Regions from separate parts of the Homo sapiens genome. Here all the other regions are linked to region 4. A link is an interaction called in ENCODE POLR2A ChIA-PET data of the cell type or tissue named here. Cell type or tissue: HepG2. All regions are shown on one strand. Each heading gives the region's core, and the rest is flanking DNA. Links, peaks and the distances in the headings are about the cores only. Region 1 has its middle 8.0 kb from the start of MIR1273C. Region 2 overlaps NOX3 (NADPH oxidase 3). Region 3 overlaps NOX3 (NADPH oxidase 3). Region 4 has its middle 14 kb from the start of TFB1M.

Region 1 (7,650 bases), core at 1,420-5,419, 480 kb before region 4:
TTTAGGAGCCTACCCTATTCCAGTGTGATCTCATCTTAGTTACATCTACCATGACCTTATTTCCAAATAAGGTTACATTTTCAGACATGGTAGTTAAGACTTTAACGTATATTTTTGGGGTTGAGAGGACACAATTCAGTTGGTAACAGCTATGACAAAATTGGGTAAATTGATGAACATCTTAAAAAAAACACAGTGGAAGAGGCAGGCACTGTAGAGTGACAAAATACATCTTTATAGAAATTCCATGTTAAAATTATTTTGTGTTATAATAATCAAATTTAAATACCTAATACATATATTACCATTAAACAGGATAGTCAGCACTACCTAGTTTTTTAGCTGAATTTGTAATGTCCATATGTTTATGTTTCTTTAGTAATACTTGAACTAAAGGAATTTGCAAAGAAAACCCAATAATATTAGTATTACATCAAAAAGTTACTGTGTATTTTTCTTCCATCAAGAAATAATGCTGACTTTTAAAGGTGGAGGAGTTTTTAGACTTCAGTAAACATAGGTACCCTGAAAATGTGCACTGTTGTATCTTTTCACTTTTGTATGTCAGTGCTTTGAAAGAATGGACAATGTTATCATTTTGTTTTGTCTGCTTATTAAAATTTTCTCCCTAGTGTGATGTGACTATCATTTTGCCATTTCAGTGTCATATTAGAAATGGTTGTTTTATTTACCAAATAAATTAACCAATTCGTTCAGTATTTTATATATTATTAGACGTCTAATACTTTTTAAAATTTTCTCACAGTATTAACTAGCAAAATCTATTTGATTAAGTAAAAAACAGCTTTGGGTCTGACTGAAATCCAACTATATAAGTATATAGGTTCTTACTAAGTAGGTGCCTTATAACAAGGACTCCAAAAGTTTTTTTTTTTTTTTTTTTTTTTTAAGATGGTCTCACTCTGTCTCCCAGGCTGGAGTGCAATGGCTCAATCTCGGTTCCCTGCAACCTCCGCCTCCTGGGTTCAAGCAATTCTTCTGCCTCAGTTTCCCAAGTAGCTGGGACTACAGGTGTGTGCCACCATGTCCCACTAATATTTGTATTTTTAGTAGGGATGAAGTTTCACCATATTGGCCAGGCTGGTCTCGAACTCCTGACCTTGTGATCTGCCCACCTCAGCCTCCCAAAGTGCTGGGATTATAGGTGTGAGCTACCGCGCCTGGCCCCCTATAACTTATATAGAAATCTGAATGGAGAATTCTGGTTTTTGTTTTGTTTTTGAAGAGCACCAAAGCAATTAAAACACTGCTTGGCACGTGGAACTATATAGGTATTCACTATTGCTTTAATTGTCAATAATGGCTAATGGAGACTGGGACATCTAAGTTAGTGTTGTAGATTAATTGCAATCAATTAAATTATTTTTGCAAATTTGAGTATACAACCCAAAGTTTGGGGAAAAATGGAGTTGTATAGTTCTGTCTCCAAAGCCTCAACTTTTTGAGCTCTATTTGAGTTTCTGGTCCTTAGTACCAACCTTTAAACACAGCTGTCTAATTCACTAGGCTATTGGCATGCTTCCTGTTGTCCCAGATGGTGGGTCTGTCACGGAGAGATGACTGTGATCTAATTTCAGGAAAAATGATTAGAAAGTTTCCTTCCTTTTATTAATTGTCTAAATATGTCGAGATAGTAATAATTAACTGGTTAAAGACAGTGTAGCTGATTTTCTTATTCAATTAAGTAGGAAAGTTTTAAGAGTAGATTTTTTCCATGGGACTTGAAAGAGGCCAATTTTTTTGAAATGGAAAAAGATATCTTTTTCCCATGAATATATTCATGATAAAAAAGTTATCACTGAAATAAATTAACCATTTCCTTAAATTGTGTCTGACTCAGTCCATTGTATGAAACACCATATTTAGACAATTTTTAAAGATTGTTATACTTCTCCATATGATACAGAGAATTTGAAAAGCATATTTAAAGCCATTTTATCCCAAAGTCTGTCAAATAAAATTTGAGACCTTAAAAGAAATATCTATTTGGGGGAGAGAAATGAACTTACTTAACTAGGACTGATAGCAAAATCTGTGCAGTTATGGAATGTAGGGATTCTAGATATGTATATTCTAATTCTGGAATCTAGTCATTCGTAATAGCCAGTTTAGGAAAACAGTAGGGATCTTGGCCCCAGTGGGAACCACAAGCGCCACAACGGTGATACTTATCTGAACTTTTAAATGTAAAGCAGTCATTTAATTTCTTATCAGAGCTTAAAAACATAACAGATGGACTTTTTAGGGGATAATATTGTTGCCCTCACATTTCTCTTAATAGTAGGGTGTGTGTGTTAATGGATAAGGAGAAATTCTGATGCGGGGGAGAGTTCATTACAAGTTATAGAAATAATTTTGTCCCAACCAACCTCTTTAGCTATGTTAGTATTGTAGTTATCCTGTGACTGTAAACACGAGTATGACCTTAGTTTTTTTCTAAGCCACCAAACATCAGATGGAAGTGATTTTAAGAGGATATATAGGAATAGTGTAGCTATATCTTGCACAGTCATGATATCTGCATTCAGATAATTGAATGAGGCTAACACTTTGTGGTTAGTCATTAAGTCCTTTCAGGTATTTTGTGGGTTTTTTTTTTTGTTTTTTTTTGGGTTTTTTTGCTTTTCTAGAGGAATACTTTGCTACTTTTCCCTTTGTTATAAGCAGTTACGATAGCTCTTCATTCCTTTTTGTAGCTTCAAGTGGTTGGTGACCTGGTGGAAAAAGAAAGTAATTATGCAACACTGCCTTTTGTCTAGTTGGTTGTAAAATACCTACCTAGGCACACTGAACAAGAGCATCTATTCCAGCTGGGAATGGATGAGCAGGGTTAATTTTTTTTTTTTTTTTTTTTTTTTTTTGAGATGGAGTCTCACACTGTCGCCCAGGCTGGAGTGCAGTGGTGCAATCTTGGCTCACTGCGACCTCCACCTCCCAGGTTCAAGAGATTCTTGTGCCTCAGCCTGTTGAGTAGCTGGGATTACAAGTGTGCACCACTATGCCCAGCTAATTTTTGTATTTTTAGTAGAGATGGAGTTTCAGCATGTTGGCCAGACTGGTCTCAAACTCCTGACCTCAAGTGATCTGCCTACCTCGGTCTCCCAAAGTGCTGGGATTACAGGTGTGAGCCACCATGCCTGGCCTGGCCTGAGCCAGGTTAATTTTTCATGATAAGGACTTTTAATTGCTCAATGAGTAATCTGACTTTACTTTTGTTTCTCTCTTGGCTATTTACATTTTTAGCTTAACATTTCAAATTAGTTTCTAATATTCTAATACAGCTCATAGTTGGAAATAACGTGTGTAGATACATACACATATATGCATGCGTGCATATGCGTATTCTATACCTTAAAAGAACCTTCAAGTAAGCCTTGTAGATTTTCTTTTGATCTTTTTTTTTTTTTTATTATGGTACCTTGAGTATTCTCTCAGGAATTAGACAACTTAAAACCAGTATCTTCTTTCTCTGCATAAGTCTCACATCTGTTTACCAAATTCTTAGCATTTAGGTTTTTTTTTTTTTTACTTATGTATGCATATATTTTATTCTGAATTTATGCCCCTGTCGTAAGTTTTGTTTCTTCAGTTTCTTCTGGGATATCTTTTTTTTTCTGTGCAGCCACAGAACAATTATGGCTTAGGAATAATTTCTTTCCAGCGAGGATCATCTCCATGTAGCCGAGGGAGCTCACATACAAATTAATCTGACCATGAGCTCTGAAAGGACAGTGGCTAGCACATCTTGGGTGTTTGATTCACCTGGATGTGCTCAGTGACCAGAGAATTTCCATCTAAACCTCGAGTTCAGCGTTACTCCCTGTGTATTTAAACATGTTCAGGAAGAATTTAGCTTTGTTTTTGGGCTACCAACCCTGTGTCTAGCCCACTGTTTGGCCTGGGCACACCTACCAACTCCACCCTGTAATGTCAAAATGGTACACATTGTTTCTGTAAAGTGACATCTTTCGGATAACTTGGTGATCTTTTTGTACATGCGTACCTTTAATGGCCTGGGCATTTTCACAAGTGTTCTTGAGTGAACATGACAACTTGAACCTCTTGATTTGCATGGTTTTGTGGCATTTTCCGGATCAAGAGACTATCAAACCGTTTTCACCTCAGTCCACTTACAGGGAGAGCAAGAACTGGATCGTTGAAGACTGATACGTTTTCTCATCAGGAACAACTCAGTCTTCATTAGTATAATGACATCTGGGCAGGGTGGTGGCTCATGCCTGTAATCCCAGGACTTTGGGAGGCTGAAGTGGGCAGATCACTTGAGCTTAAGAGTTTGAGACCAGCCTGGGCAACATGACGAAACCCCATCTCTACAAAAAATATAAAAATTAGCCAGTCATAGTGGTGTGCACCTGTAGTCCCAACTACTCGGGAGGCTGAGGTGGGAGGATCACTTGAGCCCAGGAAGTTGAGCCTGCAGTGAGCCATGTTTGTGCCACTACACTCTGGCCTAGGCAACAAAGGGAGACCCTGTCTCAATAAATAAAATATAGGATAATGATATCTGTAAATTCTCCAGTAACCAGAGATTAATACTAAATGTATACTCAGGGTAGAGGAGAGTAAGCAAGAGAATCACCTGTAATTTTCAAAGCAGTAATATTACTGAGAGCTGGCTGAAAAATATACTAACCTTCAGTCATTTTTGAGTCATTGATTCATATTCTGATTTATTATAACCTAACAGTGCTGTTTCAAATTAGTACCCATTGCTCTTAGTCGCTTGGGTACTGTGGTTCATTTTGTGGATTTGCTTTAGCTACTTTGTTTAGACCATCTGCCAAAAGTTAATTGAGACTGTACAAGGCTTCCAAGAGAGAGCAGATGTACCCATGGCTGAGAGTGGTACAGCAGTGGACAGGCATGTGTCCGCTATTGGCCTTTGACCTTTTTAAGCAAGGAGAAACCTTTCTTCTGTTGTGCTTTTTTGTGACTTTTGGTTTGTTAACCACTATTCTAAAATCCTTTATATCATACTGATGAATGCAAAGTGAGGTGCTTTTTTTCAGTGAGTCAGTGTGCATGTTCAGGATTGATTCATTGGAATAAAAATAACGTTCGGCTAATTGTATATTAAGAGTACATATAGGGACATGTTAAACAGAAGGTTTCTTGGGGTGATTTTTTTAAAAACCCAAAATTTTAAACATCAGGTATTTTATCTGGTTGGGGAATTAAGCCCAGGAAAGAAAAACCTCTAGAATATTCCTACCCATACAGCCTGATGCACACCCGTGGGCCGTCTTTAATACTACAACTTATTGAGTAAATGACAATGCATAGCACTCTCAATGCCCTCGTGCCACCCTAATGATTGCTCTACCTTTCTGCTTTCAAAAGACAGTACAATCTGTAATTTACCTCTGTAAAAGGACTATTGAGACCCTAACACCTTTGCTTCTGGGTTTCCCAAATCCTTCTGTTCTTAGTTTTCATCTGTAATTAAGAATCTTTCAAGCCCCAGAGGACAGACTCACATACTTTCCCACAAGTTGAACGATAGAAAAAACCTTGAGCCTGGGGAAAGTTAACATTGTAATGTCCATCAGTATTGGAACTTAACCTTCTTGTGCTACCACACTCCAGTTTCTGTCTAGATCCTTGAAAAAAAAAATATAAAAGGTGCACCAACATTCCTCTCCCTCTCCCAAGAGACACATGCTCTATCTCACAGGTGTGGCATATACCATTAATCTATCCCAGGACTCTACTGCTTACCCAATATTTTTCACATTTCTCCAGGCAGCCACTGTAAGTCACAGTTTTAGCATTAGATCTGAAACCTATTCTTCATCCCTGGTCATGGAGCAATTTACCACATAAAATTGTATGCCTTTATTAACAGTCGTTAATGTTAGTTTGCAGTGTCTTTTTAGTTTGTACTATACAATTTAGTACTTAGGATGATTTGTGAATTGTTACATGTTACTGCCCCTTGATTAACACCATACCAATACCATTCTTTGTCTTCACTTGCCTTGAGATGCAAAATCACATCTTGCGCAATTTAATCATTCACATGTTTATGTTCCTGAGTTAGTATTTTTAATCAGAGAGGAATACAGATAACATTTATTAGCTCTAAATTTTATAGATGTCATAATGCCCTAATGATATTTTAGCCTTCTTTTTACCTCTGTATAGGGAAAGGAATCCTTAATGGAGTTGTTAAATGGAATAACTACAACTTTTGCCAATTGTTTTAGGTTTGACCTTGTCAAAATTGTTTTAAATTATTGTTAAAAACATACTACTACATGGCCTTTCAACCCAGTTAATTTTTTTCAGATGTTAAAACTTTATTTTTAAAAAAATGTTAAAGGGGCAATTTATTTTTATTGAACTGCTTTGAAGGAAGAAATTTTATAAGGGAACAGAATTGAAAAGAAGTCAGAAAAAGAAAAGGACTCATACATTTGTGTTATTTCCAAAAGAAAACAAAACTAGTGAGAACCCAGTAAAAAGATTGTTTTAGAAAAGCACAAGCATTGTTTACCACCTTAATATATCCAGATTCTTTTTGAAATCAAGTTTTCGTGTTTATGAAATAATGGGCCCAGGAATGAATATCCAATGTGATCCAAATATATTAGACTAAAATATCCTGTGAACATGGAAATCAATGCATATGGCCTTTCTGACTTTTTAATATTGAGCACTTTCAAAGATTGGATCCATATTGTTAAGAAATGTAAAAACAGCCTGGGCACAGCGGCTCACGCCTGTAATCCTAACACTTTGAGAGGCCAAGGCAGGCAGATCACTTGAGGCCAGGAGTTCAAGACCAGGTTAGGCAACATAGTGAGACCCTGTCTCTACTAAAAGCAACTTTAAAATTAGCCAGGAGTGGTAGTGTGCACCTATAGTACCAGCTGTTTGGGAGGCTGAGGTGGGAAGATTGCTTAAGCACAGGAGTTCAAGGCTGCAGTGAGCTACGATGGCACCACTGGGCTCCAGCCTGAGTGACAGAGTGAGACCCTGTCTCAAAACACAACAAAATAAAAGAACAGTCTCATAAATATTTTCACTTTGGAACTTGACCCAGTCAGTGATTTCAAACCTAGTATTTTCAATTAATTGAAGTGTCTAGTATAATAAAATCTGATTTGCTTAATGTTGGCTCTGAAGTAATTTGACTTAATAACTTGTAACAATAGATACAGAGTTGTTTTTCTGTCTGTAGCTTAAGAAGTGAGCTGGGTATTGAAAGCCTTAGATTTGCTAACTATAATTGAATTATTTGTGTCTAGACTGCTCCTTGGCATGTTTCCAAATCATTTTTGTTTCCTTTGGGAGAATAGAGACATAACAGCTGTAGGGATGACCATGATTGCTGTGTGAACAAGTTTGTCTTCAGTAAATGTGTTTGCCTACTTGGATGTAGGCCTGCATATTATTTTTGAAGTCAGATTTTGGGTAAAGCTCATGGACTTTTTCTAAAATGCTCCCTATCTTAGACCATCAAATGAGGCGTCATGTGTGCAGGTCAGGTTGCAGTTAGAGATACATTTGAATGATGTCGCCCACATTGGTCTTTGGAATGTGGAATCTTTTTTTTTTTGTCCTTTCATTAGTACATGTAGCAGATCTGAAAGAGAATTCAGCTTG
Region 2 (7,650 bases), core at 1,185-5,184, 70 kb after region 4:
AAAGAAATATGAAAGGAAGACAGAAAGGAAGGAAGGCAGAAAGAAGGAAGAAAAGAAAACATAAAATTTATTTGTAAATATATGGCATATAAGCTCTAAGAAAGTCCCTCTTTTGCTCAATACTAGTCACGCTTCTCAATGCATTTTAAAAGGATGTGAAGAGATGGAATTGAATTTGAAAAAGAGTAACAAGATGATGGAAGGGCTTGAATATATATCCTAGGCCAAAAGGTTAAAAATTTAGTATTGTTTGGACCAGAAAAGGGATAGGAAAGGGATGATTTGATTATCATTTTCAAGTATCTAAAGGATTTTTGTGAAAGATAACCTCCATTGGTGATTTCTCCGGTCTACAGAGGATGAACAAAAGCACAAAAGGAGCTTAAGTTTAAAGCAGAAAAGATCAGGTTTGGATATAAGGTGGGTGTCTCTGCCATCAGGGAAATGAAAATTTGAAATGATTTCTAAAGGAGACTTCAAGCCAAGAAGCAGCGTGAGTCTCCGTGTTGGATGTAATGTAGGGAATGGAAACAAGTTTGGGAAAGACAGCCTATGCCAGGGGTCAGCAAGCTCCAGCCCACAGGCCAAATCCAGCTCGCCCCCTGAGTGTGTGGATGGTCGATGTGCGAAAAGTGACTTTTACAATGTTTAAAAATTTCATGTTATAAGAAAATTATATGAAATGTGACTTCAGCGTCCATCAGTAAAATATTATTGGAACACAACTATGCCCATTCATTGACGTTATTGTTTGTGGCAATGTTGGCACTTTACAATGGCAGAGTTCAGTAGTTGAGAGTCGGACCATACAGTGCATAGAGCCTAAAATGATTACTGTTTGGCCCCTTATGGGAAGAGTTTCCCAATCCCTGACCTGTATGATTGCAGCCACTTACACAATGCCTGGACTTGACCTCCAAAGTCTAGAAGCTCTCCTTGTTGTAATAGAAATGAACACCTCTGGGGTCAGCTGATGAATACAAGTGGCACATCTTTTGAAGTGTCCTCGAGAGAGCTTTAGGTCCACAGAAGAACACGCCAATACTGCTGCTGCAGTAGGGGTAAGAAAAGGAAATAAAATGTCACCAGGAGGCAAGGCCAGCCAGAAGCCAAGACAATGATAAGATTAATGAAGTGGTTGTGGCTTTACTTATTTATTTTTCTCCCTCCATGTCGTTTTTTCTTAGATTCTTTTTTTCTACCTACTTTCAGCACCATGCTCTCTCCTAGGTTCCCAGCATCCTCCCCTAAATTAATCAGGGAGGTGGAGCCAAGAAGACTGAGGCTGGAAAGGGGCCATGAAACTGTTGAGGGGTTTTGATACAACACCCTGCAATGTTGGCACTTTACAATGGCAGAGTTCAGTAGTTGAGAGTGGGACCATACAGTCCATAGAGCCTAAAATGATTACTATTTGGCCCCTTATGGGAAGAGTTTCCCAATCCCTGACCTATATGATTGCAGCCACTTACACAATGCCTGGACTTGACCTCCTTTTTGGCCAGGTGACCTTGATTCATGTCTTCTTGGATACGTGACCAGATGTTAACTTCCTGAGAACATAAACCTGGTCTGTTTTATTCCAGCACCTGGAACAGTGCCTGGCATACAGTGGACAATCAACACACATTTGCTGAATGAATGACTAAATGGCTTTCCTGAGTAGTATCTGCGTGGTCTTGGGCAAGTCACTAGACCTCAGTTTCTGCATGTGGAAAAGATGATAAGGACTACGTTGTATGTTTTATCAAAAGCAAGATGAGATAATACATTCAAAAGGGTTTTAAAAAGGTTAGTTATCACTAATATCCTGTTCAGCCCTGCCTTTTTATAGATAATAAAATTAATGCTAAAGTAATAGCAATTTAATTAATTTCTCCTGTTGGAATTACTTTAATTTTCAAAGAAGGCCAGAAGGGAGAGCTGGAAAAGAAAAAGACATTGCTGAAAATATAGTCACCCAAACGTTGTCATCTCTAATCTTGACATTTCAGAAAACTATGTCAGAGAGATACTTTTTGCATATAGTGGCTATCCCAGAGCTGCTCAAATGCCTTGCAACTTAGCCTACATATAAACACCACATCTGCACAGGGTTTCAAAGTTGTTTCTGGAAGTTGGGGTGCATCAGTCTCTATAGAGATTTTTAGAGACCATGTCTTTTTTCTCTTGTCTTGAATATTACTATTCTTTGTAGCATTTTTTCCAATCTCTAGTATAAGCTGAATTAGTTACTCTAGTGTGGATCAAAAGTTCTCAAGCTTTACTGTGCATAAAATCATCTAGGCAGATTGTTGAAATGTAGATTCCTAGGCTCGAATCCAAGGAATGCATGTTTAGTGAGGATCTCGGGTGGTGTTGAGGCAGATCGCCCTGTGAGCCTCACTTTGAGAAACACTGTCATCAAGACATTCTTTGGGCTTCAGGACCAGCTCACTATACCATCTCTGTTTCTTCAGACATGGATCTTGCTGGGAAGTGCCTATAGAGCCTAGTTCTTCTTAGCTCATATGTTAACATGGTTCTCTGCCATGTGTCATAGCCACATTTTAACTGTGTGTTCCAGGACCATCACATCCACAGTAGAAATTGATGGTTCCCCTGCATTTCAAACTCCAGCTTCAAAGGAACTTATCAATGGCTTAATTTACAAATGACAATATGTTTAAAATGTAGCAGTACTACTTTCAAAGAAATCATTCCCATGGCTAAATTTGAGAAAGTAATTTTTCAGAAAATATTTCCCATGGAAAGGTATGAGTTTATGGCTTAATGAAGAGATTTTGAGGTGTTTATGGAAATAAAAGGCAATGGTTAAGAGTGCTCTTGGCTCCACCACTTCGTTGCTGGGTAACTTTGGGCATGTCAATTACCTTCACAAAGCCCCCAGTTTCTCATCTATAAAATGGGGAGAATTATAGAATCTAGCTCCGAGAATCTCTGTGAGGATCAAGCAAGACATTGCAGGTCTGGCCGCTGGTCCTGTGCTTGGCACATGGTGTGCTCTCAGGAATGGCTAGCTTCCTGATATTATTTTCCCACGCGATGGCTATTGGTGTCTGCCTGCTCCGTGAAGCTGAACAGAAGAGGTGGTGCGGGGTGTTAACACAGAGGTGATTATGTAGACTTACTGAGATCAGCACTAGATTTTTGAGCTCTGGACTGAAACATTTTGAATGGTAGATGGATCAGGCGAGACCCTTCCCAGTGAGGAGTCACAGCTTTGCTTTGTGTCTGATGCCCAGAGGTGTCCTTGCATCTATTTTCAAAGATGCTGTTATGGGTGGTGATATTTTTCCATTAGTGTAGATGTCACCAAAGAGATTGCCCACTGGCCCACTCCAATGGGCTAAGACTGCTCTTTCGTTTGCAGCAACAGTAACTGCAGACCTGATGGTGCCCTTTGATGCTCTGCCTTTAAGACTCCATTTCAAAGGATTCTGATTGCTGCTGCCTGGTGTTCTCCTGGTGTCCCCAGCAGTTCACAGCTCCCCTGAGTCTTTTGAAGTTGTGGCTATCACACTGCACAGCTAAGTCCACACTTTACTCAGGGGCCATATCCGCCGTGGTGATGCAATCACCAAAAAGTCTCACAAAGGCCATTTATTATCTACCTTCTGCTAAGGTGGAAAGGTCAGCCCTTCACTGGCTCTCTGTGCATCACTGTCCCCACAGACAGCACAAGCAGTTTGCCTGGCTTACTCTTCTCGGCATTTGTGACTCCAAGTATGGAGAACTTCTTGTCACAAATGCATACTGTGAATCACAGGGCAGAGAATCCAAGCCAAGTGTTTAAGGGACAGATGTGGCAGCTTCCCTTTTTTTTTTTTCTTTTATGAGGCAACGGACAAGTGCAACAGAACCCTAATGGGGTTGGTAAAGAAAAAATTCTTCTATAAAATTTAATTACCCACAATCGCTTGGAATTAAATAGAGATTCTCCGCAAAAGAAGTATAAAAACGCAAGGTGCTATTCTTCAGTTTACAGCCTGCAAGCCACAGAGCTTGCACACGCATGGGGGAGCTGGATCGGGGACAATGTTAATGGCATTGATCAGTCTGGGCTGCTGACTTTGATGAGAAAAGGACAAATTTTACACAAGCTGCAAAGATGGCTAACATTCACAGCATTATTTTTAGCTCTGATAAACAATAAAGAAAATTCTCCTTTCCCTCTCTATGTCTGCTAAATAACTATTGTGCTCTTCTCTGTGGGGTTGGTGCATTTTTCAAAAACAGTTCAGCGATGCCATGCATGAAAGGCATCCAAAATATCACCCACCAGGAGATTTCAGCCCAGCAGATATATGGGCGTGTGGGTGCGCCCGGGAGTGATCCCACCACCTCGCTGAATTCCCAGGTTCTGCTGCCGTGAGCCCTTCTCTCCTTAAATTGTATGTTTGTTTTTATGTGTTGGCTTTTATGCTTGGTAAGTTATAACCCTGTAGGGGCAGACCCTAAACCCTATTTAAAAAAAAGCAAATTACTTTATACCCTGAGTGCATTCTGCAAATAAAATCGATAAACAGAAGCTTCCCGTGGATTTATGGAGGCTTAGAAAGAAGATGAGAGCTACAAACTCTGTATCAGACAATGGACACAACTTCTGGTTAATCCTTTCTAGTGAGTGTTTTTCATTAGAAATGCCTCCAAATGATTCATCACATAATTATATTTTGTACAACACCTTCTTTTTTCAGAACCGCAGATGATAATTGTGCTGGCCAGCTTTTTTTTTTTTTTTAACCTATCTCCCAGTTAATTTGTAGCAGCCTACGACATTACTTTTCTCTGTGTCCTAATTACTCAGTTGCTCATGAGTTGCTGCAGATGTCCCTAACCAGGCTCACTGTTGTGATTCTGCTCCTGCCCACACTCCACAGGCTCTGTTTTCTTTGGCAGCCAGAACTGTGCTGTTCGGACACTTGTCCCAGCTCCCTCATTGGTCTCATGGTGCTGCCACTTGCACATACTGGCCATTTTGCTAGGCTCTGAGGTGCATAGATAAAGTTGCTTATAGCTATAAGCCCTTGAGAAGCTTATGGTCAAATGGGGAAGAAAAATGAAAGCAGATGACTTGTAGCATCCGATCCCAGGGAATGGTAGAGCCATTTTTGCCAACCCTTCCCCACCCCAATAAAACAGTAACATATATATGCCTTCATGCATAAGTAACCAAATATTTTGCCAAACTAATAATTTGATAGATAGGTAATGCCATTGAAGAAATTTTGCAGTATAATGATAAATCCACCCTGTACTCACCCATCTCTCCAATCCCCCCTACCACAAATGGAGTAATTTCAGCAATTTTTATTGAATCTTCACTTGGGTCTAACCAGAGAGATTGATGCCCTCTCATGGGAAGGAACTATGGGAATATGCTGACAATTTCCTCATCATAAGTTTATGGTGTCTTTATTTTTCCCATGAAGCTGTAACTTATCATGTGTTGTATTTCCATTTAAGTCTATTTCTTTGAGTATTCTGAACATTTTAGTCACATAATGAATGTTTAGGATATCCTGTTAGATAAAGGGCCCTGTATGCTATAATCAGAATGCTAATTTCTTAAAAATATCATTTTAAAACATTTTGCACATATGCACATACAAATGAGAATTGAAGGGTGCATACACAAGCAAATGTGGGTCCAGATGGACACATTTACTCAATTTAGTATAAAGGTATTTTCACGTTTCTGAAAACAATAGGTGGTCTAAAATACATTCATGCAATATGGATTAGAAGCCCCCAATCATATGGTAAGTTGACACCTTTCTTCATCGTTAGGTTGGGTTAAACTGTTCTAACAAATGGTAGTACTCTTCTATTTTTTTTTCTTCAAAGTTAAAAGAAATACGTCTACTGAAATTACAAAAAAAAAAAAAAAAATGACCAAACTTTAAAGTTTTTATGGTAATTAATTACATCAAATTTACACCTAAAAGGCGTGGTGAAGTTATTAACAGATAGGTCAAAAGTAGAAAACTACAAATATTATCTGAAGGGTAAGATCAAAGATTTAAGGCCTATGGAAAATTATTTTATTCAATTAATTAAAAGCAACTGATCCACAAATTCAGAAAGCTGAGTATCCGTACAATGTGTGTTTATCAAAAAAGTAACTAGATGTGACAACGGTATTTTTATTTTCATTCTGTCTACCTTCTTGGAAATATTTTCCTGATTTTCTGAACATTTACCTAAAGCTTGTGAACGTATTGACAATGTTTACAAAAAATGCAATACAGTTTCCATTTTTGAAAAAGATACCTTTCTCTAGATTAGTAAGACATAGATGGCAATGAATGTATTTAATTAGCCTACTATATTTTAATTGGGAGAATAATTTTTAATGTTTTTGTTTCATAGTACTTTTCTGTGCTTTATCTAACTGAAATACTATACAATTTTCACATGCATGTGAATTTGAATATATCAATAAAAGGCTTATAATGCATCCACTTAATATTTGTTGACTGTCTTTCAAAACTATACTTGTGTTTTTGTAATATAGCTAATATAATTACCAAAATTAATTACAAACAAAAACAATAGAACACACTTTTCTATTTTCTGTCAGCCTTTGATCTATTTTTAATTTTTCTTCTCTCTCCCTTATTTGTATTCATTTTGATGCCCATCAATTTGTTTCTCTATTACTGTTATTTTTGCAATTTTCTGGTTCCTTTATAGCTTGTACTACTCTCTTTGATCTGCTTCCCTTCAAGCTTTATTTTTGGTCCTGTTTTTCATGTTCTATAAAAAATCTTTTTGCCCCTCTTCACTTTATTCTTTTGATTTAACTCCTTCTTAGAACAAGAACAAACTCCAGCTTTGAGTGAACAGGTAAATATTTTTGAAAGAGTAAGTCCGGAGAATCCTCGGCTTCGTGCTGATGAATAGAAATGGTTGAGAGCCTACTTCAAAGGCCCTCAAGAACAAAGAACCTTTTCTGAGGCCACTAACAAATCCACCAATTTCTTCTGACCCATCTTTGCCAAAAGATATGAGCTAACGACAGGACAGAACCGTCTTGTAAGAGTAGCCAGGCAGGCTTGGGAACAAACATATCCTTGACATAATAAGGGGAAAACATACTGTTTATCTCTTTAATAACCATCCCGAGGAAAATTAATGTTACTTTGTCCTTTGTGCAGAACAGTAATTGGATTGTGTGTTTCATTTACATCTGGACAAAGGCCAGGATATTGAAATACTTCTCAATATTAGATTTTCTTGTTTAAAAATTAGATTTTATTGGCATTCTCTTTCCGAGATTTCTTCATTAAAAGCTTCATTAAACATAAATCTCCTTTTACACAGCAGAAAACAAAATTATTTTAAGGAGGTCATTTTAAAAGCCTTTTGAAAGGGTGGTGCTAAGCTTTTGACCGAAGGCTTGTCTTTTCCCAGGGATCTGGCATTCCAGGGACAAAATCATTGACTTTGCCTTCATGTGTCTAATATTAATGACATGGATGCTTGAAGCTATATAACAAGTTACCATGTTCTAGAGTCTAAGGCTATTACAAATATGATATTAAAAAATTTGGGACTGGGAAGTATGCTGTAGAGGTTTGATTCAGTGATTCCAAACCTTGGGGGCCTCGTCTACTCTGGAAGAGATGAAGTCATCCATCAAGG
Region 3 (7,650 bases), core at 2,308-6,307, 120 kb after region 4:
CAGACCGGTGACGCCTGCTATTGTCCTTAGCAATTCAGTGGTTGTGTTCTAAAAAAAACAACAACAACAAAAAAAGAAACAAACAAAAAAAAACACCTTGACATTAAATATCCTGGCATATTTTTTTTTTTCATTTTTAGGACCAGTACTTGAGATTTCAAGCAGGGAGCCGTTCACAATGTTTCACTCAGAAGCACGTTAGCCTCAGCGAGGATGCAGGTGCAACTCAAGAAGCGAGCTTACTCTTCCACCCCCTTCCCACCAGCTTACGGTGGTTACTTGCTTTGCTAAAATTTCGTAAAATACCATTTCATCAATCACATTTTTTTATTTTTGTATATATCATTTCACATCAAAGTTATTATACTGGAAAAAAAACCCACATAAATAAATTAAAAAAAAAAAGCTGGGCATGGTGGTTTGAGCCTATAGTCTCAGCTACTCAGTAGGCTGAGGTGGGAGGATCACTTGATCCCAGGAGTGTGAGGCTGCAATGAGCCGTGATGCTGCCTCTGCATTCCAGCCTGGGAGACAGAGTGAGACCCTGTGTCTAAAACAACAACAACAATAACAAAATGGGAAAAAAGAAAAAACAAAAAAAAAAAAAACCAAAGTGATTATGTTGAATTGAAATTAGGGCAGCATGAAAAGAGCATTTTAAGATAAAATATTGCAAAATAAATCTGAGTTTTAAGTTTTTAATCTTCAAAATAACTATGTGGATCACCATGCTTAATTGCATTTTAACATTAATAAACACATTTTTTTGAGAGGTCCCTTGGGGCGTTCCTAATAAAGCAGCTGCACACTCAGTTCCCTTGGTAGTTGTTCCTTGCTCTTGCTTTTTAATTGGAAAGACCATGACTTGCATTTCTTTCACGCCATCTCCGGGGGCCTGGAATAAGGCTTGGTAAATCCTAGGTGATCAATAAAGGTACAGCTATTCTTATCTGGTGGACACGGCTAAACGGCCAGAATTCTGACCTGTGAGTGCAAGGGACAGTAAAATAGCCTTTTAGAATAGCATCACACAGCAGTTTATTTTCATTGTGAGTTTCCCATGTTCTTGCCAAGTCATTAGTATTCATACATTGTGTTACTATCGTTGAGACGGCCATGAGCTCAATAAACTCACTATATCTTTTGTCAGTAAAATCTCATTAATTTGGGCGGCTTTGAGATCTGGAGGTAATTCGGACAGGGACTTCTTCATTATTTTTTCTTCATAGAGCAAAGAGTGGAAATAAAATTGAAAGGGGTATGTCTCAAACATTTAAAATATTTTCTTCTCAAGTACCTTCAGGCATTTTAGAAATCCATTTACATCATATGATATGCTAATTTCACATCATTCTTCCTTGCCTATTAAGGCAAATCGCCATGTCTCTTTCTTGCAACACATTTATAGACTGGTTACAGTTGCAATGTATCCTCCAAAACAATCCCACTGCATCTCTAAAAATGCTCTATAATGTACACTCTGTGTTATTGATACTCATCTCTCTCCAAATACCCTAAATTAGAGGGTTTCCTGAGCTTAATTAGTACTTACATAGTATATTGCTTCTAAAATTTTGAAATTACTGCATTGGTAGTAGCTTTATTATTTTTCTAGTAAGATATATAATCACATTGCTTGAAAAGTATTTTTAATAAATACTATTTATTATATAGACTATGCAAAATGTTGAGATTTATTCTTGAGTGTGTGTAGCAATGGATTTTCCAGCGTCTTAGTGGGGAAAAACAGCAACCTCAGTAGGTGCCTAGACAAATGCTGTGATTCAATGGACGGACACAAAGGCATCCCCACTCATAAGGGCAGCTGTAGTTCTGATTCGGAAGTGTGAAATTTTTGCTTCCAATAGCTGTCAGCTAAGAAAAGGTAGCTCAAGCCGAGCGCGGTGGCTCACGCCTGTAATCCCAGCACTTTGGGAGGCCGAGGTGGGCGGATCACGAGGTCAGGCGATCAAGACCATCCTGGCTAACACAGTGAAACCCCGTCTCTACTAAAAATAACAAAAATTAGCTGGGCGTGGTGGCGGGTGCCTATAGTCCCAGCTACTCAGGAGGCTGAGGCAGGAGAATAGCGTGAATCCGGGAGGCGGAGCTTGCAGTGAGCCGTGATCGCACCACTGCACTCCAGCTCTGGCAACAGAGTGAGACTCTGTCTCAAAAAAAATAAATAAATAAAAATAAAAAATAAAAGAAAAGGTAGCTCAACTAAACCTGATCAATGGCCTGATATTGAAAATTATCTTAGGCTAATTAGGGGACATGACATGGAACAAGTGTCCCAAAACCAGATTTTGAGTTTTTGTTCTTTAAATAAGGCTGCATGGGGAAATGGTCACTTAAAGAGATGGCCTGGATAAGAATGGAGGGATTTTCATTGCTGAAGTGTATTGCCTTACGGCTTTTCTTGGGCAATAAAGATATTTTTAGTCTGGTCAACGTGCTGCACACATATGCCAATATGGTGGTATGTGGAAAAAAACTGAGATCAACCACAAAGAAAGAGGTAGGGGTGAATTAAGGGAGACGACCGTCTTCATCTCGGAACATAGATTGCTGTGGCTACATTTTTGGTTTTCTTTTTGTTCCCCATAGCTGCTGACAGTCTGTGCACACAGGTAATTAGCATTAATGATGTCACTGGCCATGCAGGTCTCATTATGAAATTAGCTGCTTTGCCCAGTATCTGATTTGGCAAAGCAGCTATTCACATATGTGCCAATGTATGAGGCATTCGGAGAACAGATCCGGAAAACAATCTGCAGATTGAAAATGAAGACATCCAATTTATAATCTCTGTGTTTAGCTGGCACTTCACCTTCTTTATGAGTCTAACATCAGTGAAAAAATATCTAATCCTGAACTGCTTTTAAAATGTTAAATTTTAAAATATTAGGAATTTAACAGGTTACTGCGTTTCTAGTGTGTGTGTGTATATATATATAAATTAATTAGGTGACATATCTTTTTCTCCTTGCTCATAACTTCCCAGCAACATTAATGAGAAAAAAATAACTTTTTAGAAAATGTGAAATTGAAAACAAATTCACATATAAATTCATTCTCCAGCTCTTTTATTAAAAGCTTTTCAATATAGCGTTCCTGATTAGAGGACTGGAAAAGGACGGATTTTTCAGGGGAGAAGCTTGTTAGCATGCAGGAACTCACTGTGGGGAAGGTCCGGACAGGGTTGAGGTAGCTCTCGTTAGGGGTGTTGCCCAGCTTGGAAAGTGCGGCCAGAAGTCCCTGGGCCTCCTCGGACTGGCTCCAGTGGTAGCGTTCCAGGTTGAAGAAATGCGCCACGATGTGGATGGCTAGGACAAGGAGATGACACCAAACATGCACCCTGTGGCTTGCTTTCTCCCTAGTTACTAAAAAATACAGTGTCTCTGTGCTCAAGTTTCTCTGTTCTGGTTTTTGTAATCTCCAAGGAAAAGTGATGTATTTACACATCTTTCCCAGTGCTTTGAGTGGAGTGGATTGAATACTTCCAAAGATACTGTACAAAAATCTCCACATTTATTTAAGTTATATTAATAAATAAAGTAAATCTCAGTTCATCATAAAGTGTATAGTTATCATGGAAGTGGAATAAATGTTATGATATCTCAGCATAATTATATATGAAATAATTCTAAAAGAAATAATGATATATAACTTCTTAAGAAATTGGAAAGCATTATTCTAGAGTACTGTACATTATACATGCTGATATGTATGTATATGATACTGTACAAAAATCTCCACATTTATTTAAGTTATATTAATAAATAAAGTAAATCTCAGTTCATCATAATTTAAAGTGTATAGTTATCATGGAAGTGGAATAAATGTTATGATATCTCAGCATAATTATATATGAAATAATTCTAAAAGAAACAAGTATATATAACTTCTTAAGAAATCGGAAAGCATTATTCTAGAATACTGTACATTATACATGCTGATATGTATGTATATAATGTAAATGATAGATACCAGGAGAGATATTGTTTTTGTTCTCTTTCAGCCACTCTATTTTCTGTTTATTCCTTTCCACATTTTAGTATACAGTAGTCCCCCCAGTCTAAAGTTTCACTTTCTCCAGTTTCAGTTACCTGAGGTCAACCACAATCAGAAAATATTGAATGGAAAATTCCAGGAATAAGCAATTTGTGTTTTACACTGCATGCCATTCTGAGTAGCATGATGAAATCTCATGCCATCCCGCTCTGTCCCACCTGGGATGTGAATAATCCCTTTGTCCAGCATATCCAGTAGCCCTCTTGGTTATCAGATCAACTGTCACGGTATCCCAGTGTTTGTGTGCGAGTCATCCTTATTTTACTTAAAAATGGCCTCAAAGCGGAAAAGTAGTGATGCTGGCAATTCGGCTACACCAAAGGGAAGCCATCAGGTGCTTCCTTTAAGTGAAAAGGTGAAAGTTCTCTACTTAATAAGGAAAGGAAAAAAACTGTATGTGGAAGTTGCTAAGATCTACGGTAAGAACAAATCTTCTATCTGAAATTGTGAAGAAGAAAAAAGACATTTGTGCTAGTTTCGCTGTCACACCTCAAACTGCAAAAGTTACAGCCACAATGCATGATAAGTGCTTATTTATGATGAAAAAAGCATTACATTTGTGGGTGGAAGACATGAAAAGGAACATGTTCTGATGGATGGCAGTCGGGGTCAGTACTATCCCCTGTTTCAGGCATCTGCTGTGGGTCTTGGAATGTATACCCCGCAGACAAGGAGGGACTACTCTATATGTATATATACCCCTGCACATACACATTCACACATAAATTTGCATGTGTTATTTCTGGTGGATTGAAATAAGCCATTATTTATGGAACTAAATGTACCTTCTGTATATTCTTAAGAAGTAAATGGAGCTTTCTAATTCTGGGACTTGGTGGTGTCTAAATTCTAAATGAAGAGAACAAGCTTAAGAACCCAGCATCGTCTGGCCTGAGGATTCTGTGTCTGATGCTGCTCTTTCCAAATCTGTTGGGAAGCCAGCAGTCACAGCTAGACAACAACATACCGATGCTTTTCCTGCAAATGAAACTCCCGCTGGGTGGCCAGTTGATAACTGCCATTGGGATCAGATTCGTGTGTGAAATGAGAATTCATTGCCCGGGGTATAGATAATTTCCCAGTTGATATCTTCTTTTCTTCTGCACCCACAGTGAGAAGTAGCAGGGCCTATGACTATCATAAAGTCTATACAGGTTGTGAGTGAGTTACGGGATCCTCCGTGGTTGTACATTGTGGGTTGAGGTGTGGAAGAAGATGTGATGGGGAAAAAGAAACAGCAAGAACTTCTGAGAATATTCGTGTCATTTTGGTCCCTGTGGTCCTAGGAGCAGATTTATTTAGAAATGCTATCTTCTATGCAACCTCTTTTCTTTGTCACCTGAGTTCCTGCTATCACTCCCTTTTCTGATTTGCAAAATTTTCTACGCATGCCTTACAACTCACTTCAAAAGTTGACTTCTATCACACATTCTTCAATTTCACCAGCACAAATGATAGTATGACCATAGCATTTCTCAGATATTACTGTTGCAGTATCTATTTATCCCTGCACCCCTGATGAACTTTGACTTCTCAAGGATGGACTTTATTCATCCTTGAAACCTCAGCACCAGTTTGTATTTGACAATTATTTGCTTAGTGACAATGAGATTAAAGAAAGGTAGAAGGGGTAATGAAAGGGTAGGAAAATCAATCTATAAATACAACCTTGTTGGAGTAGTGTTTTCTCTGCTGACATATACATATATATATATATATGCTATATATATATATTATATATATGCTATAGATATATAATATATATGCTATAGATATATAATATATATATGCTATATATATATAATATATATATGCTATATATATATATATAATATATATATATTGCACATTTTTCTTTAGCCTTTAAGTTGAAAATCAAGTCAAATATACTTCAGGTTGAGGCTCACCCAAGAAGGCAAAGCACTCGATAGTGTTTCCGCATCGTGATGTTTACTGCTTCCTTATGGCTTCAGAGAGGTTAGCACCCACGAAGTACTATGTTTCCTCCCTAGGTGCTTTGTCAAAATATACAGCCATGTCTATGAAGGTGCTGCCTTGTTTAGCCTCAGCATCCACAAAGCTGGAAAGGCTTATCTAGCAGGAGTCTTTTCCAATATGCTACATGCAAAATGGAAACTATTTGCTAAATTGAACACAAACATTGTCCAGTATTCCTAATTGCTGTTTTCTGATAATTATCTCGACGTCTTTAAAAAGCAGGTAGTACGTCTCATAGCAAACATATTGAATATTTACTATACAACAGACACTGTTGTAAATGCTGTAGGCATATTACCTGATTTAACCCTCCTCAGGTATCAGCCTTCTTCTCATTCGACAGACCAGTATTCAAAGAGTTAAGGAATTTGCTGTTGATTCGTGATGAAAGTGGTTTAGTGATTTGCGTGACTCGGTGCCCCATCTTTTGACCATCAAGCTGTATTGCTTCGTTTGACTAATGAGCAATTATCATACCTGATTTTTAATTGAAAACTAGTTTTTTCTATGGGCTTAGATAAAACTCTGAATGGTTTACCTGGTGTCTTTAATCTAGAGTCCAACCGTTTCTAAGGCTTCTGGCTGATCACAACATTTGGAGTCCTCATTGTAGGTTGGTGTAAATGCTCCTTTTATATTCTGCCCCTTGACCCTTACTCCTCTCCTCCTAGCTTTCTTTAATTCTCTCTCCATAGACTAGGGCACTCCAGACAGGGAGTGAAGCTGTTCCCAATTTACAGAAATAGAAACTGAGCTTCGGACCAAGTTAACTGATGTGTTTACCATTGCATAATCCATATATGATAGTCAGAAAGAGAAGGCAGGATACGTTTTTTATATTTTATAACTTCTTTTTTGCAGGATAAGTTTTTATATTTTATAACTTTTTTTTTTTTTTTGAGACAGAGTCTCCCTCTGTCACCCAGGCCAGAGTGCAATGGCGCGATCTCAGCTAACTGCAAACTCTGCCTCTCGGGTTCAAGCAATTCTTCTGCCTCAGCCTCTAAGTAGCTGGGATTACAGGCACACGCCACCATGCCCAGCTAATTTTTAGTAGAGATGGGGTTTCATCATGCTGCCCAGGCTGGTCTCAAACTCCTGAGCTCAGGCAATCTGCCCTCCTTGGCCTCCCAAAGTGCTGGGATTACAGGCGTGAGCCACCACGCCTGGCTTTATATTTTATAACGTTCTTCTTCTCTGTAATGAGTTGTTGATTGCAATTTGTTTTCTGTTAGATTGATTTCCACATGAGAATTTGACACTGTTAAACTAAATTTAAGTATGTTGATTGAATGAACAAAGATATTAAACTATTTACTTATTCTTGTTGCCAGGTCTCCCATAACAGAGCTGAAGAAACTAATGAAGGAGTACGAGAAAGCCCCAGATGGTTTTCAAGAGGCAGCTTCTGAGGGAATTTGTAAAAACTATTCTCTCCAGTATTTGTCACACACTTTAAAGTTCATGTCTTACATGTTCCCTTGCTCTCGCTACCTCCATTTTGTTTTCTTTCACAAGGTAGAACATACAAAGTGGAATATTTTATTTATCTCAGGCATTCTCAGAGAGAAAACT
Region 4 (7,650 bases), core at 1,927-5,926:
TTTAAGAAAAGAATACCACATTATAAATGTAAAATTAAGTATCAAAACCATTTATTTGGACTAAGAAAAGGACTGACAAGAAATGACAGATACTTAATGACAAACAGCACAAAAAACAACATCCTGAAAAGTAATAGAATATTTTTTATTTTAAAAGTAAATGAATACATTTTATTTTATTTAGCCTAATATTTAATCGAATTTCCTACTTTCAGACTTCTTTGATAATTTTTCCCTTCCATTTCTGAAAGCAAATTCTTTAGTTTCATCTTCATATGATAATGTTTTAGGAATAACATTCCATAGAGAGAATAGAAAGATAATTTAGTCTTTCTTCTACCATGATGGATTACAGTTTGTTTTTTATTTTTGATAATTTAGAAACATTTCATATAGCTTTCACAACTCATAGTTGACAATGTCATGTAAATTGTTAGGACTGTTCTCAAATTTGGAAACCTCTATTAAGTTTTTGGCACATATGATCTGTTTGTTTTCAAGGCATTTCAAGCTTTCTAGTGCACTATCCTATGTTGAGTACTTTGAATTAATGACAGTCATTAACCAGTTTGTCATAGGTGTACTCATTGTGGTGATGTATTTTGAGTTTATATTTTATTCATTGATATCAATATTTGGTGTCAAAAAATTGGGGTATTTAATTTTTTCCAGTGTATTCACATGACTCACTTGTGTTTATTAATTGTGTTATCAAATAATCCATAAGCCTATCATTATTTTTACTCTATTCTTCTGACTGCATTTGATATGCTGAATGTTTTTGTTGCAATTTACTTCTTGATATTGAAATAATTTCTATTGATTTTATTGCTCACTCTGTTGCTTTTGTGTCTTACTCTATTACTTTTTTATTGACATTTTCTCTCAGTTCTTTAAATACTTGATTTAAAGATAGCAGAAAGAACACTCCATATTCTCCCAACAGGAGTCTGTAATTTTACATTTATTTTACTGAAATGTTCTGAAACATCTTGCCAAATTTCAGTTAAAATGTGTATTTCTAACTCAATTTCCCCTTTAGCTAGATTCCCAAAGTACTCTCCGTCACCAGAATACAACCTGAAAAGAGACAGTGGTCTTGACTGACTAGGGTTAAAATGTCTTGCCTTTGTAAATTTTACAAAAACATATACCATGTGAGTAGATTTCTAGAGCCCTTCCCAAGGCTTGAAAATGGCTTGTTCGAGTGATAGGCCCTGACATTTCAACTTCTCATGCTTCCTAGTTAATCTGCTTGTATACAGGGAGAAAGGCCAGACTGAACAACCTCTTGGGACACCATTATTAGAGACTAGATGTGTCATCAAGGCAAAACAGGGCTTCTCTACAATGCAGAGTCAGTTGTTTGTATTCCCTGAAAATCAGGCCCTGAGGCAAGGGTGTGGATGCAGGTTGTTTGTTTAATTGCCCCTCCTGGAGAGGTAATCCCAGGAAGCACAAGTGAGGAAGTCGGGAAAATGCCATGGGAAAAGGAGAAAGGCCAATTCCAGGGGTTAGGGAGTAGTTTCATGTTAGGGCTCCAGGGCAACTGGGGCTCAATCCCAGGGGATCTTTTGAAAAACCGTGTGCAGCCCAACTCAGCATTGTCCCACCAGAAGCTGGGGAGGCTCCAAAGCCCCCAGGCATGGAAGACAGCAGGGGAGGTGGGGAGCTGTCAGTTTGCCTGGATCACAGCTGCAGATGAACTCAGGAGGACCATACGGATCTGGGGTGGGGCAAAGCCAGGCAGCATCCGCTACCCTCTGTGAATCTTATTCACCTGAGTTTAGGAACTCAGAATTATTTAGAGTGATAAGGACTCTTCAATGTTGTGGATCTTTCTCATGCCATAAAGAGGATTTTGAAGTTAGTGGACAATGTGAAGTCATCCCTAACTTGCCAGAGGAAGTGTTCAAATCCAAGTACTGAAATTCTAGAATCAAGACATTTTGAACCAGAGATGAGTATTCTTTTTTTTTTTTTTTTTTGAGACGGAGTCTCCCTCTGTCGCCCAAGCTGGAGTGCAGTGGCGCGACCTCGGCTCACTGCAAGCTCCGCCTCCCGGGTTCACGCCATTCTCCTGCCTCAGCCTCCTGAGTAGCTGGGACTACAGGTGCCCGCCACCATGCCCGGCTAATTTTTTGTATTTTCAGTAGAGACGGGGTTTCACCATGTTATCCAGGATGGTCTCGATCTCCTGACCTCGTGATCCGCCTGCCTCGGCCTCCCAAAGTACTGGGATTACAGGCGTGAGCCACCAAGCCTGGCCAAGTATTCTCTTTAAACTGAAAGAAGGCATAGTTAGAATTTCTAATTGCCTTTAATTAAATCTATCACCTCCTAAGTATAAACAAAAGTGGTGAAATATTTTTGGATATACCAACAATGAACAGTTCATTAATGAGAATGAATTTTACCTTTCTGACGGTTCCCATTACATAACTTTATTCATTTTGAGGAAGGCAAGGGCTGACCATTTTATGCTCATCTACTATGGTCACCTATTAAAGGCTGGAATTATGATAATCCAAGGGGGAAAATAAAATATTTAAAATGAGATTGGTCTAAGTAGGAGAATGAACATCAGGCTAAGTGTTAATTTTGTCCCATTTAGTCAGCTCCATAAATCTTGAGAAGCCATTTTTCTTCTCTGTGCCTCAGTGTCCTCATCTGTATGTTAGAGGGCTTGGATTGGCTGATCCTGAAGGTCACCTCCAGTTCTGAGGTAGTCCTTGAAAACATGAGGACTGAAGCCTGGCCTAAGGCATGGGTCTTATTGTGGTATTGTGGACTTGACCAAATGTTAACCTTTCTGACCTTCAGTTTTCTCCTCAGAAAAATGAAGGGGCTGGGCTATTCTTTAAGGACACCTCTGTTCTGCAGTCCAGATAAATAAAAGTGTGAGGGGAAAAATCTGGAAAAATGCATAGAGTGAAGCTCAGCATGGCCACTGGGTGGCGATCTTGTTCCATGTTAAGAAAAATTTTATGGCATTTACCAAGAGTTTCAAAGTTTGACTTAGCATAGTGAAGAAAGACTTTCAAAAGGATAAAAAAACAGGGCAGCAAAAACCAGAATTATGGGGGAAGTGACAATAAACAGCAATGCCAAATAAGAGACATAAAATCCCTGTAGCCAAGGCAGTAAAACATAGAGGGGTATATGAGAGTTGTGTTTTGGGTATTATTTAAAGGAATATAGGGAGAGGAGTACATTGTAAATTCACATAGTTTTTGAAAAACATGACATAAAAGTTAACTCTAACATTTAAAAATTAAACTTGTAGAATTACCAAATACCTTAAGACTGTGCTAGAGTACTGAAGTCTAAACTTGAACAATCCAAACCAAATCAGTAAACATTTGTTATTTCTTTTGTTTAAATCTCAAAGGAACACTTAAGGGAATTGTAACACTGTTCCAATCTTTTGATATTAAATCAAGTGAGCCAATGAACAAGTTGTGAGCTTTTTTGCATTTTATGGGAGGAGGTGGTCTGTCTCACTTACCTTGAGAATCTTGGGATGATTGTTCCTGGGGCTAGCCATTGCCCCTGCATTGGGTTGAGGGCCATTTCTCGGGGAAGAGCCGAGCATTGGGAGGAATGCAGAGGATAAAGGTTCTCTGATCATAGTGCCGCCCACCTCTATCTCTAGAAAAGGTTATATTCAAAGAAAAACACAATTTTCCCACCAAAGCACCACTCGGCATGAAGGGAAGAACCCAGAGACTCGAAGAGGACCAGGTTCACACTCCTGAAGATGGCAGATTATGTCTCATGCAATAAGCCGAGATCTGACAGCCAGAGGATGACTAGGCCACAGTCTGCCATTTCCTGTTGTTGACTTTTCTGTTCACCATCCCCTCTGGTTTTCTCCCAGTTAGTCCTTATCCTCCTTTTGCTAGGTGGATACAGGTTTCTTCTGAGGGCCAAAGCCTGGGCCCTATTGCTCTGGTTGCCATGGCTGTTTCTTTTCTCTCCTTTCCTTTGATACATTAGCTATTAGCTTACGTAATCCTCTCACCGGTGGATGTTCCCATTCAAAAGGCAAAAAAAAAGTTATATTGCTAAGTAACCTTTAACAATGAATACCATTCATTATGTATTTGCTTAATGATACAAAGGCATTGTTTGCTCTATTGCAGGTGATAACAGCAGATCAAAGACCCCGAGGCCGCCGGAATGTGCTTGAGAAGAGCCAGCAGAGACTGTGTGGAAATTATGCTTAGCATTTATGTTGCACTTTATACTCTTAAAGGATTCTGCAATTATTAATTAATTATCCCACACAATAGCTCTATGAGGAAGGTCAGTGTCAGTAGCTTTATTTTACAGATGAAGAATCAGATAGCAGTTAAGCGATTCCCCCCTTCCCACCTCAACATTTAAAGATCTCATGTCAAAGCAGACCTGGGGTGGGGGCAGCAGGTAAGTTACAAAGTGACTGAAGAGTAAACAGACTAGGGCTGCCTCTTGCCCAGGCTCCACTTCCTTTGATCTGTCTTTTGAAAGCCCTCTGAACATAAGCTAGGTTCTGGACTTGCATACTGCCTCCCTGGGCAGCCTAGTTGCTCTTGCTGTGCTTGTCTTTTCTACATATCCACTGTTGTGTGTGTAATTTTAATTTCCTTTTCATTCATTCATTCATTCATTCATTCATTCAATGAAACTTATTTGGGCATTTATTGTAGTTGATTTGGTTAGGAATATAGAAATGAAAAACATGATTCTTGCCTTTGAGGAACTTCAATTTCTTAATAGGGACACACACAGACACACACTGCTGGAGGACATGGGATGAAAAAGGTGTTAATTCTTCTTGGCAGCATCACGAAGGTCTACACTGAGGAGATGGTGTTTGAGCCAATCTCTTGATAATGCCATGCTTGTGATCCAAGCAGCAGGATCCTGATGGTCCCTAAAGGAGAGATGATAGAAGGTATCCTGAATGTCGGCGACTTCACATTTGCGAAGGCCAAAGCCTGTTAGGTCAGGCCTCCTGTTGGCTAGTGTGATAGACTCTTATCCTATAGTGTTTTAATTATTTGTGTGAATGTTTTCCCTTTTTACGAGACTAGAAACAATTTTAAAATGAGGACAAATTCTGACGGCCCACAGCATATTGTAGGGAATAACAGCAGGAATAGCTACCATGTATCGAGTAAATGAGCCTATTCTGTTTAGTGCTTTACATAGCTGATTAAGCCTGCCAAAAACCTTTGAGGCAGTATTGTTCCCCCACACTGTTTTTTTTTTTTTTTGGGAAAGTTTAAGTAATTTGCTCATAGCTACATAGTTCTGTGTGCTATTGAACAAGCTTATAGTCCCCACATGTAGCTTATAGTCCACGGCAGAAGACAGACATTAACCAATAATAACCATATATCAATGTATAATTACAACCTGTAATAAAGTCTCTGAAGGAAAAAACAAAACATGCAGTATAGGAGAAGCTAGCACAGAATGACCAGATCTGCCCTTGGGCCAGTAGACGTGAGGAGAGATATGAAGGAAAGGCCAAGGTCAGGGAGCGCGTACCTGGAGGTTCTGATGGTGAGGCTGAGTAATGAAAGATACGTGGGTGTTAGGTAGTCCAAAGAGAAAGCATGTGCAAAGGCCCTGGTGTAGGAGGGAGCTGGGAGTATCTGAGAATCAGCAGGCAGGTCTGCTGTATAGAGGAGATGACTGGAGAAGGAGAGGTGGCACATCTTGTAAGATTGTGTAGGCTAGGATAGAGCTTGATGTTTAGAAATGATAGGCATTGCATTCGCAGGTTTTAAGGGAATGCATTCTTTGATGAGATGAATAGTCAATCTGGGTGCAGTGGGGAGAGCAAATGGGAGAGGAGTCAGAGTGTGAGAAGGGAAAGTGGTTAAGAGGGTATTATAGTAATTCTGGGGTGAAATAATGGTGAGGCCAGGGTGGCAATGGTACACAGGGTGAGAAACATGTGTGTGAGATATTTGCAAAGTCAAGGACAGGTCTTGGCGATGGGTGCGAAGAAGTGGGGTGGGGAGGGAAAGGAAGGTGTCAAGGCTGATTCCCAGGTTCCTGGCTTGGACAGGTGAATGGTTGGAGATATATATAGGATGTGGTTTTGTATGCTGGAGGGGGACCAGGAGTTTGAGAGGAAGGGTTCTTGAGTAGGTGGCAGAGGAATAATTTGAATCTAGGTCTGTTTTTCATCAAAATGTGCTTCTCATCAATTCCTGAAACATACACATATTTTTGGAAATCCACACTGAATGACTCTTCCATCTTGCTAGTTCTGATCAGCTTCTATTGTCACCACTGTGATCTTCCGGAAGAAATGCATTCACTTTTGTTGCATAATCAATAAGTGACATCGGTGGGAGAAATGTCCATCCGGACCGGAAGGTATGGGAGGTCCTTTTTGGGAGGTGATACCTGTAATTCCTCAAACCTTGCTATTCAGCAGTGAGAGTTACGCTGCCTACGTTGAGCTCTGGCTCAAACTGCTAGGGTTTGAATCTTGCCCCATGACTTGCTATCTCTGTGATGTGGGCATATTGTTTAACATTTCTAAGCCTCCCTTTCTGTAAAAAGGAGATAATAACAGTATCTTCTCCATCATGAAATTGGCTGAAAGATCAAGGCTGCTGCTAGCCCACAGGACACCTTTGTGTGAATTAGAGAAAGGCTCTCATTCCTCAAGTGAAAAAAGAACTTTTGAAGTTAGTATATTATATACTATCATTAATTACAATTATACAAACATAAAGTCATTCTGAATAAATACTGTACATCAAATGATTAAACAATGTAATATTCATTTTGAATTTTTAATTACAATTAGAAAATCAAATTTATAGATAACAAGTCAAAAATTTTAACAGCAGTTAATTATAAAATTTCCATAGCAACAAATAAACAAGTGCTCTAATATAATCAGCAGATTGTTACATAGTAATCTCTAATTTGTCAATTTAATACATACTTTGTATATTATTGATGCTAAATTATATTAGCTATTACCTAGTTATTTGTATCATAATGAAAATGCCTGTATACTTAAAATAGAACTCTGCTATCTTACTTGAGTACAGAAGACAAGTGCCAGAGTATATGAAGTATAAAGATTTGAAAAAAATTTAAGATACTAATCAGTTAGTACTTCAGTGAGAAAAAAATCTTATTTAGAAATGTAGGTTATTTTGAATGTTGTTAGATCATCAAGATCTTTTAATAATCAAATATATTCTTCCTTTGTAAGTCCAAGCAAAATGTAATATATATCAATCCTATTAAGTAAGACATTTTACTGCCACCTGTCAGTAAACTATCTTCATAAATATATAGCTCTGTCATCTTTAAAGTTAGCCAAGTTATGATAAAAATATGAACAGTCTTCAAAATGATAAAAAGGGCTATGATGTGACAGTCTTTTTAGTTGTGCTACTCTCATGCAATGTCCAACCTAAACCATTGTATGCATTGGTGCTGGGAAGGATTACAAGAGATAATTCTATAAAGTACTTTATATGCGTAAGGACTATTATACACTGAGTGATCACTGGATGTTAGTGTTTTATTTTTTATTATTAAACCTATGTTGTAATTGTGGTGTTTTAAAATGCCCTAGTTGAAGTCCTAGTTTCTTTTTTTCTTGGAGACAAAATTTCGCTCTTG

Evidence for each region. ChIA-PET counts read pairs that join two places held together with the same protein. Peaks named below come from ENCODE experiments on the same cell type or tissue, not always from the same donor. Only the 100,000 strongest peaks of a DNase experiment are listed, where the experiment ranks them.
Region 1: POLR2A ChIA-PET joins it to region 4 with 11 read pairs; 4 of 35 experiments call an interaction of 5 or more read pairs at or near these places.
Region 2: POLR2A ChIA-PET joins it to region 4 with 47 read pairs; 11 of 35 experiments call an interaction of 5 or more read pairs at or near these places.
Region 3: POLR2A ChIA-PET joins it to region 4 with 14 read pairs; 4 of 35 experiments call an interaction of 5 or more read pairs at or near these places.

Annotation. Positions count from the first base shown.
Region 1 is chr6:154,841,489-154,849,138 of GRCh38, forward strand. No RefSeq gene overlaps it. Among named protein-coding and RNA genes, the nearest start is that of MIR1273C, 8.0 kb to the right of the region's middle. In HepG2, for the core only: no CTCF peak of the experiment used is centred there; no DNase peak of the experiment used is centred there.
Region 2 is chr6:155,395,913-155,403,562 of GRCh38, forward strand. It overlaps NOX3 (NADPH oxidase 3), which reads right to left. Exons shown (of 14, transcript NM_015718.3): 13 at 897-1,050. The coding sequence ends at 924. Among named protein-coding and RNA genes, the nearest start is that of NOX3, 56 kb to the right of the region's middle. In HepG2, for the core only: no CTCF peak of the experiment used is centred there; a DNase peak (open chromatin) is centred at 3,549.
Region 3 is chr6:155,440,090-155,447,739 of GRCh38, forward strand. NOX3 (NADPH oxidase 3) reads right to left here. Exons shown (of 14, transcript NM_015718.3): 5 at 3,184-3,329; 6 at 1-48. Among named protein-coding and RNA genes, the nearest start is that of NOX3, 12 kb to the right of the region's middle. In HepG2, for the core only: no CTCF peak of the experiment used is centred there; a DNase peak (open chromatin) is centred at 4,232.
Region 4 is chr6:155,324,744-155,332,393 of GRCh38, forward strand. No RefSeq gene overlaps it. Among named protein-coding and RNA genes, the nearest start is that of TFB1M, 14 kb to the left of the region's middle. In HepG2, for the core only: a CTCF peak has its summit at 2,961 (motif pointing right); DNase peaks (open chromatin) are centred at 2,968, 4,098 and 4,468; H3K4me3 peaks cover 2,008 bases.